Regions from separate parts of the Homo sapiens genome. Here region 1 is linked to region 2. A link is a contact called in ENCODE Hi-C data. All regions are on one chromosome and are shown on one strand. Each heading gives the region's core, a stretch centred on a gene start or an enhancer-like site at or near the end of the contact. The rest is flanking DNA. Distances are from core to core; before and after follow the strand shown.

Region 1 (6,897 bases), core at 3,127-5,626, 1.9 Mb after region 2:
GAGAGATAAAACTAAGCAACTTAAGAAAGAAGGAAGAGCCAGGCGCAGTGGCTCATGCCTGTAATCCCAGCACTTTGGGAGGCCGAGGCAGGCAGAGCACGAGGTCGGGAGATCAAGACCATCCTGGCTAACACGGTGAAACCTGTCTCTACTAAAAATACAAAAAATTAGCCAGGTGTGGTGGTGGGCACCTGTAGTCCCAGCTACTCGGGAGGCTGAGGCAGGAGAATCGCTTGAACCAGGGAGGCGGAAGTTGCAGTGAGCCGAGACTGCACCACTGCACTCTGGTCTGGTTGACCGGGCAAGACTCCATCTCAAAAATAATAATAATTTTAATTTTTGTGCATACACAGTAGATGTATATATTTATGGGGTATATGAGATGTTCTGATACAAGCATGCAATGTGTAATAATCACATCATGTAAAACAGAGTATCTAGCTCTTTATAACCGAGGTTTTTAATGTAGATTTTGAACATTCACTGTGCATTGTTTGATGTGGCAGAGCTAGCATCTGTAGATGTATCTACTTGAAATACACGTTGGAGGTAGGACAGAGTAGTCTATGACAAGTTTTAAAGCACTGTCATTTAAATTGGAAAACCTGGCATGTGTCTGGTGTTTAATACAGACAGATGGGCATTTCCTGTAAAAGAAGGCAGTTACCATCGTAATTTGAGAGGTCAGAGAGAAGCAATTAGAAATCTCACTTTAGCAACATAAAACGTAAAAGCATCTGTTTAATGAAATGTGATATTTGCAAGAGTTTAACATATTAAACCACTGATGTCCCTGTGCAGCCTAATTTGAAGAATTCAACCCCTCACTCATAGATTAAAGATTTTAGTACTAGGGCTACTATCACTCTCTCCAAAACTACTCACTACTACAACACTACTGTGGAATCACTCTTGCGGTAATTCTTTGTGAGGGGTATGTGTATATATGTATGTATGTATGTATAACAGATATATATAACTATGTGGATGTTCATTTCAAAATCCTTACTGTGTCTCAATTCCTTGACCTCCCTTCAAAGGATCTCGTACCCTCTGGTACCTCAATTATCCATTCTCATATGCATTCCTTACACTGTAATATTACTGGTAACTACAGGTCCTCCTCTAATTTAATTCAAGCCTCCACTCTCCAACCACCTCTTATCGTTCCAAGGTCATTGCATATAGTAACTAAACTTCAACAATTCTTCAACCTCATCAAAAACACCAATTCAGTCACTCTACCGTCTTTCCACCATTCTTCACTCCTCTCATAGCTTTACTTCTTACCACTTCTGAAATTATAAGGCCTCCTTTGCCTCTATCAACACCAACTCTGCCCTTATCTTCCCCTTATACTTGCCTGGTCAAATCTCAGTCCTGGTTACTGCCAAAACTGCCTACTCAGTGCCTGCACATGAGCAACTGAATATGGCTAGAGAAAATTGCATAACCAAGTGGCTAGCCTCACTATAAATTCATGACCACTTATTCAATGGGGCTCTTAGTAATGCCTGGAAACTTTACCATGTTCTTTAGTCAGTTCACTCTCCCTCACTCATAAACTCTGATTTCACCTCCCTTCTCTCTTTTTTTCTCAATACTTTCCGTTAAGGACTACATTACCTAGAGTAGGCTAAACTGCTATAAAAAATAGACTGCAAAATGTTATGGCTCCAACTCAATAGAAATATATCTTGCTCACATAATTGGGTGTCCAGGTCAGTGGGTAGCTCTCCTTCATCCAGGCACCTTCTTTCTTGTGGCTCTGCCAACCCCAGAGGTTTGTGGTCATCTGCATAATTGAATCAGAGTCACCGTGTCCAGGGTCCAGCTGGCAGAAAGGAAAATGCATGAAAGAGGCACAAGTACTCTCAAAGTAAACGCCTTGGCCTGACAGTGGCAGACATAACATCTGCTCACGTTCTATAACTTAATACTTGACCATATGCAACTGAAAGAGAGGCTGAGAAAAGCAGTCTGTGTTTTCAGGGAGAAAGGGAGACTAAATTGTGATGGACAATTAGCAGTCTGCCAAAATGATCTTGCTCCTCACTTTGCTGAGAAAATAGAAGCAACTGGAAGAGAACTACTTTCTCCCACTGTCCAATCTATCTACTTATCTCGACATGTCCCATACACGTGGGAACTGGGGAAGATGGGATGGATCCCTAGACTAAACTTGACCAGAAAGGGGATCTTTCTTCCCAGGCTTTCAATAAGAACAATGTGGTCTCAAAGACCCTACTACCTAATCACAAAGTGCAAACATACCTTCTTTCCTTGTGCTTTTCAACCTCTGTGGTTTTGGATATTGTTGAGCAACACTCCTTCCAGCCCTGTTTTTGTGAAACTCCAATTTACCTTGTCTTGATGATTCTGCGTTACCCTATTCTCCTCCCATTTTCTGCTCCATCCCCTTTCTTTGCTGGCTTGGCTCACCTAGATCAGAGCTTCTCAAACTTTTTGATGTGACACAAATCTCTTCGGGTTCTTGTTAAGTTGAAGATGCTGGTTCAGCAGGTCTGGGGTGGAGCCTGAGATTCTGAGTTTCTAACTAACATCCTCATGTCAGTGCTGCTGGGCCACTGACCACGTTTTGAGTAGCGAGACTCTAAAGAGGGTGTTTTCCAAGATTCTGACCTTTGTTTTCTTCTTTTATCTCACAGCAATATCACTCCTAGGCTGATTATTTATGAGTCTATTTTCTAGTTCAGTCCTCTTTCCCATATTACAAAACCTTTATTTCTAACTTATTAGTGTCCATGTCTCTCTGGCTGTCTTGACAACCCTTTGAATTCTTAAAATGTCCAAATCTAAACTGATCTCTCAAGAAGTAGCTCCCTCTCCTTTGTAATTGTCTCTTTTCTCTCTTGCAATTATCTACAAACTCAAAACCTCCACTTTCTTTGATTTCTCTCTTCCTACCCACAATTAATCAATCAGTTGCCAAATTCTATAGATACTGCATGCACATCATCTCTCAACTATGCTCTTTTAAATTCCCCTAGCTGTCCCTTTAGGTCAGACTCATCATTTTTACCTGGCCTACAGTAGATCTGTCCGTTTTTCCACCTCTGATTTCTGCTTCCCCTCACAGATAAATCACTAGCACAAAGAAAAAAAAAAACCTTCCTTTTCTTCCCCCAAACTTCTGAACCATAAAAACTCAAAATACTGAATTAAATATAAATTCATCCATTTGGTATCTTAGGCCCCATACTCCTTTGTCTTTTCTACCTCTCAACATACCCTGGAGTCTTTGCTCTTTCCCCAACACAACTTTCACTGATTCGCCTTCATATATATTCTCATGCTATCCCTGCTTGCTGTAAAACTCTCCCTGTCTCCTTCAAGGTCAATCCCAAATGCCTACTCCTTCATGCTGCCTTTCTTTCCTTATCCCCAAGACAGATATACACGGTTCTTTGATTCCCGGCAGTACTCTGCCACTTTTCACGTGGCACCTATCATGGTTTGTCTTTTATTGTCTGTTTTATCTTTGTTTTATTCCTTACTTCTTTGAAGGCAAAGGTATCTTCAACTCCCCTCTAACTCTGAAGCATCTTACCTGTGGGGCGTCTAATATTAGTTGAATCATGGGGATTTATGGAGATAATGTGATGCGCTGGTAAGCTAACAGAATTGGAAGCCAGTACAGCTGGGTGCCGGCTCTGCCGTTTATTAGCTGTGAGGTTTTGGGTAAGTCACTTAACTTCGCCTGTAAAATTAGTCCACTACGACCTGATGGAGAACCAAGGGAGATAACGTTAAAGCGCCCTGCAACTCTACAGGGAACTGAGCAATGTTAGTTATTTTCCTTACAGAGATCTGATGCACTCTTGCTACTGGAATCTTGACTTGCAGGACCATCCCTACTTCATTGCCTGGAGGTCGAACCCCAAGTTGCAGGGAACCCAAGCTACCAGGTCCCACTGCCCTTTTCCACTCCAGGGCCCTCTAACCGCTCTCCGCGTCGCAGGTGATCCTGCCTTGCTGCGGGGGAGTGGCCTAGAGTCTCACTCCCTCGGGAGGCCTCCCTCCTTCCACCCGCTTGAGGAGAGCCCTTCTCTTCCCTGTGACCCCGAAGACCGTGGCGCCGCCGCCTACGTGAGGCGTTTGGACCCTGCCCGGCCCCCGTAGCTCCCCTTCTCCAGCAGGTGGTTCTGGTCCTCTCCCCCAACTCGGGCGCTCACGTCACCGGCGAACCTCTAACCAGCGCCAGCGCCGCTACCAACCGCGAAAATAAACAAACCCCCGCGCTCGGCGGACGCGCCAGGCCCCGCCCCCGCCCCCGCCCCCGCCCCGAGGCTCTCACGCCGCCTCCTCCGCCCGGGCTTCCCTCCACCCTCCGCCCGCCCGCCTGCTCTCAGCCGCGCTCTCCCCGCCCCTCACCGCAGCCTGCAGCCGCGCTCACCTCCGCGGTCCGCCCCGGCGCCCCGGGACCCGTTAGTGCCCAGCCTGTGGGCCGACCGCGACCCCCGCCCGGCGCGAGCCTGCCCCCAGCTCTGCCGACACTTGACCCAGACCAGTCCCAACGCCCAGTGCGGCCGCCCGGGGAGCCGCGGGAGAGGCGGCGGCGGGGGGAGGAGGGAGAGGAGGGCCGAGCCGGCGGCACGGGAGGCCCGGTGAGTACGCGGAGGCGGGCCCGCCTCGCGGGTGTCCGCTCCGGCACCCCGGAGGCGTAGGCAGCGGCTCGACAGCGCTCCCCTCGGCGCCCCGGCCTCGGGTGGCGGGGACTCGGCCTGAGGCGACGGGCCCCACTGACCGGAGCCGCTGGGCAGAGGGCACGGGAGGGCCGCGGCCCGACGCTCGGCGCAAGGCTCGGGGCGGCGGGGAGGGACTCGCACCCGACTCCCAGGCCGGCGACCGCTGAGCCTCCCGAGACCCCGTGGGGGCCGCTCGAGTGACAGGTGCCACCGTCCCCTCCCCGCCGCTGGCGCCCGCGCTCCCTCCCGGGGAGCCGGGCGCTCGGAAATTTCTGGAGCAACGACCTGACTCGTTTTCTCCCTTTCAGGTTTTGAAGCCGCTTCTCTGCCCGAGTTAGGTTTCGCCCAGCGCAATTTCTTTCTCTATGTACTTTGCGAATAAGTTTCGGAGCATCGGTTAACAGCCTATGGGTGAAATTTGGCTTTCATTCATGAATGAGGTATAGTGAATTACTTTTTGAATATAGTGCTCCTCCTCCTCCCCCGCCAGCTATTGAAAAGTGATTTTTTTTTCTGTTATTGTTTGGAACAGCCTTACCGAATTTTTGTCAGATCTCTAGCATTAAGGTGCTTCATAAATATTGAACAGTAACGACAAAAATAGTTTATCAAATTGGCTGATTGCCTTTTCTCTTCCTCCTCTTTTTCACTCTTTACCTTCGCCAGATTTTTCAGAGTAGATGCAAGTGCTTTCATTAGAAGAACTAATGAAAGATCGTCTGTCTTACACTAAAAAGCCGGAGACACTTTTCTTCACCATTTAGCATTGTCTGTTGTGTAGTAAATGTGCTTGGGATTGTAACTGGAATCATTTAATAAATGTGACTTGTAGCTATAAAAATATTTGAGAAGCTTTTTGGCAAATTAAAATATTAAAAATCTTCATAGAAGTCTAGATTTCTTTTCTCAACAGATTTATAACACTATAGTAGCTTCAATTCTGGAGTAAGAGCAAAACCCAGAAGTTGACCAAAAGAACCTTGTGTGAAAATAGATGTATTTTACTCGTGGGAGAATCCCTCAGGTCCTCACTGAGTACCTGCTTGTATTTTTTGTTTAACTTTCTTGGCCTGCAGAAAGTGGGAGCTGCAGATTGGAGAGGGATCTCAGTACTTAACTATGAGAAAAAAATGGAGTTTGGGGCATACCCATTGGGTTTACATCACTTACAGTAAGTGTGTTTGGAGCAGAGTTTTAGTATGCACTTCACACTTGCTGATTGTGAACCCTATTTTTTTTTTTTCTTGAGGCGGAATTTTGCTCTTGTTGCCCAGGCTGGAGTGTAATGGCGCGATCTCGGCTCACAGCACCTTCTGCCTTCCAGGTTCAAGCAGCTCTCCTGCCTCAGCCTCCTGAGTAGCTGGGATTACAGGCGCCTGGCTAATTTTTTTTTTTTTTTTTTTTGTATTTTTAATACAGACGGTGTTTCGCCTTGTTGGCCAGGCTGGTCTGGAACTCCTGACCTCGTGATCTGCCCACCTCTGCCTCCCAAAGTGCTGGGATTACAAGTGTGAGCCACCACACCTGGCCTGTGAACCCTAATTTTTAAGAAGCCAAAGTGAAAGATACTGTTTGGTTATCTGAAGAACAGAACATGAAATAACACAATTTTTTATTTCACCAGGTGTTAAATCAGTGATACTTGGTGCCATTTCATATTACGCTCAGTTAATTTCGATCTAAGTTATATTTCAGTGAGGCCACACTAATTGGCATCTACATTAATACCTTTTTTTGGTCAGGCTAATTGGTAGTGTTAATAGAAGATGGCTATCATTCATCTCATAAAAAGTAATATATTTGGTTGTTCTTGATTTAAGGATTTTATATGTATAATTGTGTGTGTGTGTGTGTGTGTGTGTTTTCTGAAGTTCCCTAATTGTGGTCTTCTGGACTGAGATATGGCTGCTGCTGTCTTGATTCTAGTGAGGTCATAGTGTAGAGGGATAAGGTCATAATGGCAATGTGCCTCCAAACCTTGATAGAGGCCAAGACTACCAGCCACTTAGGAATTCTTCTGCTTGGGTCGGGCTTGGTGGTGCATGCCTGTAATCCCAGCCCTTTGGGAGGCCGAGGCTGGAGGATTGCTTGAGCTCAGGAGTTTGAGATCAGCCTGGGCAACATAGTGAGACCCCATGTATACACAAAGAGAAAAAAAAAATTCTCCTGCTTGTAGCTTAGGCTATTC
Region 2 (7,045 bases), core at 3,485-5,984:
CTAAGTCTCTACTCAATTTTGCTTCTCTCTCTCTCTCCCCCCACTCTTTCTTTTTGTTAGAGGCAGAATCTTGCTCTGTTGCCCAGTCTGGTGTGCAGTGGTGTGATTACGGTTTACTGTAGCCTTGAACTCCTGGGCTCAAGCTATCCTCCTGCCTCAGCCTCCCAAGTAGCTAGGACTACAGGCATGCACCACCACGCTCAGGTAATTTTAATTTTAATTTTTGTAGAGATGTGGGGGGTCTCACTATGTTGTCCAGGCTGGTCTTGAACTCCTGGCTCCAATGATATGCCTATGCTGTCTGGGGTATATACCCTGTGGTTTGTTTTGTGTGCCAAGAAAGAATTTAGGACACAGACACATGTGGGTGGGTTAAGTAGTGGAAAGTTGATAGTTAGAAGAAAGGAGAGAGGCAGCTTTTTGGGAAAGAGAGATGTCCACAGAGGGGGTGAGGCAGTGGATCGCAGCAGATTTTATAGGCAGCAGGTTGGAGAAGGCGGTGTCTGATTTATATGGGGCTCACAGATTGGTTCCATCAGGTATGACGTCTATATACTGTGTGGGGGCAGGGGGAAAAGGAAGGCTGGTCGCCCCACCCTAATCTTATTCTGCAAATGGGCTTTCCTGTTGATCTGCACCATGTTGTCTGCTTCTTACTGTAAACGTGGCTGACAAAGAGAAGGGAAGTGGAGCTGCCATCCTGAACATGTCTAGCCCCGAGTTTCTGCTGGCATTCACCAGTGCAAGCTCCCAGATTGCTTGTCTATGTCTGGAGCTCGAGCTTACAGGCTGCTCTTTGTTAGAAAATGATTTGGGGCTGCTTTTCATTAAAGAGAAAAGCCTTACCAAAGGCTGCCATACTCTCACTGTCTGCCTAAGTGATTTCTTCTTAACTCCTATATCACCAATTGATCCTCCTGCTTTGGCCTCCCAAAATGCTGGGATTACAGGCATGAGCCACCACACCTGGCCTTTAAGTTCAATTTTTCTGACCCCGAATTATATATCATTCACAGTTTACCATGGAAACCATTTGCCACTGTAAAAGATTTTGCATCAGAACCATTCAATGTGTGAAATCCCAGATTGCTTCCCTCCATTTCCCAGTTTTGCCGCATTCATTTAGATTCAGCTCTGGTCGTTTGTACTACATTCTGTTCTGTGGTCTATTTGTGGTAAACCTTTTAGTTTGACACAAGGCAGTGGTTAGGTATTTTGTTGAGCATTATCATTTGCTTAATTCCTCAGAAGATCTCAAGAGGACTGTCTGGTACATAAGAGGTGCTCAATAAATGGTTGATTGTTGAATAGTTATAACAATCAATCCTCTAACTCCAGAGGACCAGCTATGTTTCAGAAACCTCATGATCAATCATGCTCTCCTAACATTTATGTTCTAGATGGAAATTGCTGTAGACTTTTTGAGAGGTCCATGGCTGTTCTAAGCCTTATGACTATAGAGTTTTGTAATACAGTGTGTTGCATTTTGTACGTTACCTTATTAAAAGCATGGAGATAAGGTGATCCGCAGAAGAGGAGAAAGAGATAGCTGGGCTCCAATGTTCACCTCTCTCTCCCCATGACTAGTCCAAAAATGAAACAGGAAAACATTTACTGAGTACCTACAAGGCTGGACTGAATAGAGGAATCCAAGTTAAATGAATTCCATTATATAGTCCAACTCTGATCTATATCAGCCATTCACATTTAGTTTTATATATCATAATAAGGTTTATTGAAGAAGCTGTGGAAAGAGTGACCAATAGAAATTAGCTCTGTGTTTTGTATGGTTCAAAGTAGAGAGATAAAAGTATGATTTCATGAATCACATTGAAAGGCGTCAGCCAGCTTGCTTTAGGCAGATAGTAAGCAAAGGGTCCCCAGAGAAGCTCCCACCCATGTTTCGTACAGATAAGGGAACTTACACAGGGGTCTTGCCTAAACATGCCTACAGTGGACTAAGGGCCCGCGTGCACACTGGGGGAATGGGGTGGAGCCACCAGGAATTTGCGCCTTACACAAATAGGGAACCTGGCCCCATCAGCTTGCATGTAAAAGCCCCTGCATTCAACTGTGAAGCGGGCAACTGGGAACCTGCTTTCAGGATCCTTCTCTTTGCTGAGAGCTTTCCTTTTGCTTAACAAATTCTACTTCACTCACTCTTCAAGTGTCCGTGTACCTGATTTTTCCTGGTCTTGAGACAAGAACCTGGATCTAGCTGAGCTAAGGAGGAAACAATCCTGGATCAACATGGTTTATTGCCATGTGAAGATAATTTATTTTCTTAGGTTCACAATGTATAGAGGCAGAGAATTAAGAGAATAATTTCACAGGGAATACACTCCATAGATGATGTTTATTAACTACATAGTGAGTGAGTTCCAAAACTATTAAAACCTAGTTGTTCAATTAAGATTGAAGCAGACCTCTGTGGAAAGTAAAGTCTGATTAAGGATTGAGGTGGGTGTGGTATTAATGCCTGTAATCTCAGCATTTTGGGAGGCTAAGGCAGGAGGACTGCTGAGCCCAGGAGTTTGAGACCAGCCTGGGTGACTTAGGGAGACCCCGACTCTACAAAAACAATTAAAAAAATTAGCCAGGTGTGGTGACGTGTGCCTGTAGTCCCAGATACTCAGTGGGAGGCTGAGGTAGTACGATTCATTAAGCCTGGGAGGTCAAGGCTGCAGTGAGCCATGATTGCACTACTGTATTACAGCCTTGGCAACAGAGTGAGAGTCTTGTCTCAAAAAAAAAAAAAAAAGAAAGAAAAAGAAAAAGAAAAAGAAAAACAACTGAGGTGTACCTTTACCTTTTGGAGGCTGAGGTTCTCGGGAGAGATGGTGTCCAACATACAGGAGATCGGTGAGGATATGCAAGGTCCCACGATGCTAGAGGGCTGTGCCAGTGTTGGTGGACAGGCTTCAAAGCTTAAAGGCTAACAGGGTGTGGCCCTGTTGCAGCCTGAGCTGGTAGCGTTCAGGGAAGTGGCTGACAGAGCACGCGATCTGCCACCCGCTGAGCTCTCAAAGTATCTTGCAAATTCTTGAGTTTATATGTATTTCGAAATCCTGTAGTTGAGGTCAGTAACATATATATGGTGTTTGATAAGGTGTAACGTCACATTAGCTAGGAGAGGTGAAGTTTATTTCAACTTCATACACGTGGGATCTGATGAAGAGTGATGTCACATTCCCAGGGGGTGGGGGAGTAGCTCTAAGTTCTTAATTACCGCAAAACATAAATCACTCACTCTTGTGGCAAACTATGTGATTGGAATCATTTCAAAGCTATGTAATGCTGCTATTTATCTTGTGTGGGTTAATCTCCTGGGTCTGTGTTGTGGTCATCAAACTATGCTAACAGTGCTTGTGAAAGTGGGATTCAAATTCCACAAACACACACATCCACATAATATCTTCCTATATTGCAGGTTGACTCATTTAGAAACATGTTCTTTAAGAAAAGTTTCAGGTATATTACATACATATTTAGCATTATTGTAAAATTATTACATTATTATTGGGTATTTTCAGATAATACGTTTCTGATTGGGTGGTTTGGGGTGGTGGTTGTTTCAAAATTATTTTAAATACCGTAACCTATCTTTTAGTGCTCACGATGAGGGAAACTACGATGTTTATAAAATGGCAGTTTCTTGTTCATCTGAATAAAGACATCTACCAAGGGCAAACTGTAAGAAGCACTGTGGTGTACCTTGGGTTACTTTTTGAATTGCTTTCACACCTGCTTAATTTTATTTGAACAAGATCATAAAACAAAACAAAAATCTCACAGTTCTCAATGCATTCCCTTATCTAGTTGTGATATTACATTCCTTACCATAAACAGTAGCAAACATGTTCTTGTGCAACGTGAAAAAGTAAATGATGTCAGTATTTATTTGCAATACATTGCAGTACACTGAAGTACAGTCAAAACAGAAGGGGGTGTATTAGTAATTTCTCTGACACATTACTTTGGCTCAGATAAAACATTCCGCCTTTGCCTTCAGTAGCCAACTTAGCATTACCGTTTTGATTATATGCAGGCACTTTTTCAAAAAACAGTAAATCAGCATGCTATTTTGTTCGCTGCAGCACTAGGCATCTAATTTACTGAGATTTGGCCACAAGGTGCAATCCTGTTGTTTTCTGGGAGCCCGATTGTAGTAACAGCATGTCCCTTCCAGCCTCTTATTATGGACCCTCCTTGAGGTCAGGAAAGGTCTAAGCTTTACCGCAGTCCCCAGCGTTTGATGCGACCCCGGGATCACGTGGGGAGCTTTAAGAACCCTTCCTAAGAAAGTGACTGATTGATGGCGGGGGAGGGGGTGGGCGCGGGCTTAGTTCCGGGAAAAGGCTGGGGCCCTCGTTGGGAGTGTACAGAAAGATGACTTGAAGAACGTGGGGAGTCGCTCGCAGTTCGGTACGGAGGGGCGGTGGCCGGGGCTGCTGGGTACAAGGGACCGGCAGCGCGCGGAACACCCGCCCCTAATTCCCGCTCCCGTGCGCGCTCCGCCCCCACGCGCGCGCTCCCTCCCGTCAGGCGCGCAGAGAGGCGGGGCGCAGCGCGCACGGAGGTAACAAGGGACGCGGCGGGAAGAGGGCGTGCGCTCCGCCCCGCCCCTTTCGCGGCCTCGCACGCCCCGCCCCCACTCCCTGCGCGTGCTGGGAGCCGGCTGGCAAGGCGTGCGGTGGGCGGGGCGCCGCGCTGACGTTGCCCGGGATGCGGACAGGTTCCGCCGCCTCCAGCGCCGCCGCCGCAGCTGCCGCCGCCGCCGCCTCCGCCTCGCCTGCCACCGGGGTTTGTATGAAAACACCGGGCGGCGGGCGGCGAGGGATCCGCCGTGATCCAGGTGCTGAGCCGGGTGCTGCGGCTCTGCGCGGTCCCCGCCAGCGCCCCATCCTGAGCCGGTGAGCGCCCTGCTGCAGTCCTCATGTCCCGGCCGGCCGTCCCTCTGCTCTCCCCGGGCCGCGGGAGATGCGAGCGACGGCGCCCGGGGGTAGGAGGGGCGACCCCGGATCCCTGCGCCCCTTACCTGACGGGTTGTGTAACGCATGTTACACATGTGACGCGTGAGGGGAACGCACTCGGTCTTGAGGGAAAGCCCTGACGGGGTGGGGCTTTGACTGGGTCTGGAAAACGCCTTCCCCAGTCCCCGGACCCTCGGTGGATCCCCGTCCCAGACCTTGCGGAGGGTATCGGGCGCGGTCTCTGGGCGGAGGCCGCCCTTTCTGCTCAGCCCTTTCTCTCGGGCCCGAGCTCGCGGCGCCGCGGGGAGTCCAGCCGAGGGGCTGCAGGGCCGGGGGCGGGCGCGCCCAGCCCCGCTCTCCCCCGCCCCAGTGGTAGCGGGCCGCTGAATCGCGGGCCCCTGTGCTTCGAGAATTCTAGCGTTCCCGACTGAGCGCCAGCAAGGTGGGATTTGCTGTGACATCGGCGATGGGCACGTTTGCTTCCTCTCGCTGGGTGGTTTGAGCTGAAGTGTGTCTTCTGTTTACAACTTGTCGCCTTGAGCGTTTGGTTTGAACCTGAATCAGATCACCCTGGATGACAGTGCAGAGTTTCCTTAGTGTCTTCCTTCCTGAATTGCGGGTTCTCAATTGCAAGTGTTCAAGGACTGTTGTAACCCAAAGGCTTGCTCGACTCTACCGTTGTTTTACCCCTTGTGCGGTATAAACCTCTTACGAGCACCAGGGCAATTGGAGTTGGTTGGGTTCCTTTCTTGGGCGTTTACTCATTGTAGAATGGAGTTTTCATGCATCATAGTGTAATCGATGTGAATGTTGATAATTTAAAGCCCATTTCCCGTTTTAACATAGCTTACTCAAGTGCCTGAAGATAGCGGAAATTTTCTTTGGCAGTATTAATTCTATGTGGGTTTTTTCCTTCAGGTGTTTAACATTGTAGTTGTGTTTAATTACAATGCATGACAATTTGTAGTTAGAAAGGACCTTAACAGTCTTCTTAATCGGTCATTTTCACTTACCTTTTATGTCCGTTTTTTAAGCTTTATGTAAATCAAATTATCCTTTGTGAACTTCTGAATTATTCTTATAAACTGGTTGTCTGAGAAAACCGGAAAGTTATTTTTGTAATTGTATTGTGGAATGTTTTTAGTTCAGTAGGCCAAAAAAGAAATGATTTATTTAAGGAACTTTAAATGGTGCTTATTTTAAAACATGTGCCAAATGTCAAAACCAAACAAAACTCTGAAAGATCTGTATTTCCTATGTAGAATTACTGCGAAATAATAAGTCGTGCCTTACCCACTGTTTCTCATCATGCAGGCAGAGTTCTAATATGACTTGCTCTTTTTCCCATTCCACTTCTCTTAAGTTAAATTCTATGGTGAAGTTACAGGTTCATTTTTAATGATCACAAAACTCTGCCTTGAATTGATTAATCACATAATTACAACTGCAGACTCACTCTGAACTCGGAAATGAAGTGGATAGGCTTAAAACTACCCTCGTATTTGGCCAACATTGCAAAGCATTTAAATCTATTAATTAAACTTTTGTAGAAGCAATTTTTATAAAGCTTTTCCGAATTGAGGCATTCTTCTCTTTAGAAAAGTCTGGCTAGGCTGCTATATAATAATGGTTTTACTTCCATTAGCAGAAGGAAAAGAGGTCCAACAGTTATGAAATTTTGTAATTTGTATTTTACTTTTTTTTTTTTTTTGAGACGGAGTCTCACTCTCTCGCCCAGGCTAGAGTGCCAGTGGTGCGATCTCGGCTCACTGCAACCTGCCCCTACCGGGTTCAAGCGATTCTCCCGCCTCAGCTTCTTGATTATAGGCGCGCGTCACCACGCCTAGCTAATTTTTGTGTTTTTAGTAGAGACGGGTTTCACCATGTTGGCCAGGCTGGTATCGAACTCCCAACCTCAGGTGATCCACTAGCCTCAGCTTCTTAAGGTGCAGGGATTACAGGCGTGAGCCACCAAGCTTGGCCTGAATTTTTTTTTTTTTTTTTTTGAGACGGAGTTTCGCTCTTGTCGCCCAGGCTGGAGTGCAGTGGCACGATCTTGGCTCACTACAGCC

The links. Hi-C counts contacts between places; a loop is a spot of excess contacts on that map. Pooled maps may share reads with other maps.
Region 1: a map of CD4-positive, alpha-beta T cell shows a loop between it and region 2 (13-fold over the local background). The contact joins the promoter of GKAP1 here to the promoter of AGTPBP1 in region 2. A Hi-C loop is called at or near these places in 2 of 168 maps with a recorded cell type or tissue (CD4-positive, alpha-beta T cell and naive thymus-derived CD4-positive, alpha-beta T cell) and 7 of 50 pooled maps.

The regions. Positions count from the first base shown.
Region 1 is chr9:83,815,248-83,822,144 of GRCh38, reverse strand. It overlaps GKAP1 (G kinase anchoring protein 1), which reads left to right and starts at 4,376. Exons shown (of 13, transcript NM_025211.4): 1 at 4,376-4,628; 2 at 5,018-5,149. LOC101927552 (a long non-coding RNA gene) reads right to left here and starts at 4,479. Exons shown (of 6, transcript XR_001746793.2): 1 at 4,418-4,479; 2 at 1,706-3,744. RefSeq lists a silencer at 4,182-5,001.
Region 2 is chr9:85,739,643-85,746,687 of GRCh38, reverse strand. It overlaps AGTPBP1 (ATP/GTP binding carboxypeptidase 1), which reads left to right and starts at 4,734. Exons shown (of 26, transcript NM_001330701.2): 1 at 4,734-4,913. RefSeq lists silencers at 4,411-5,010, 5,081-5,400 and an enhancer at 5,571-5,720.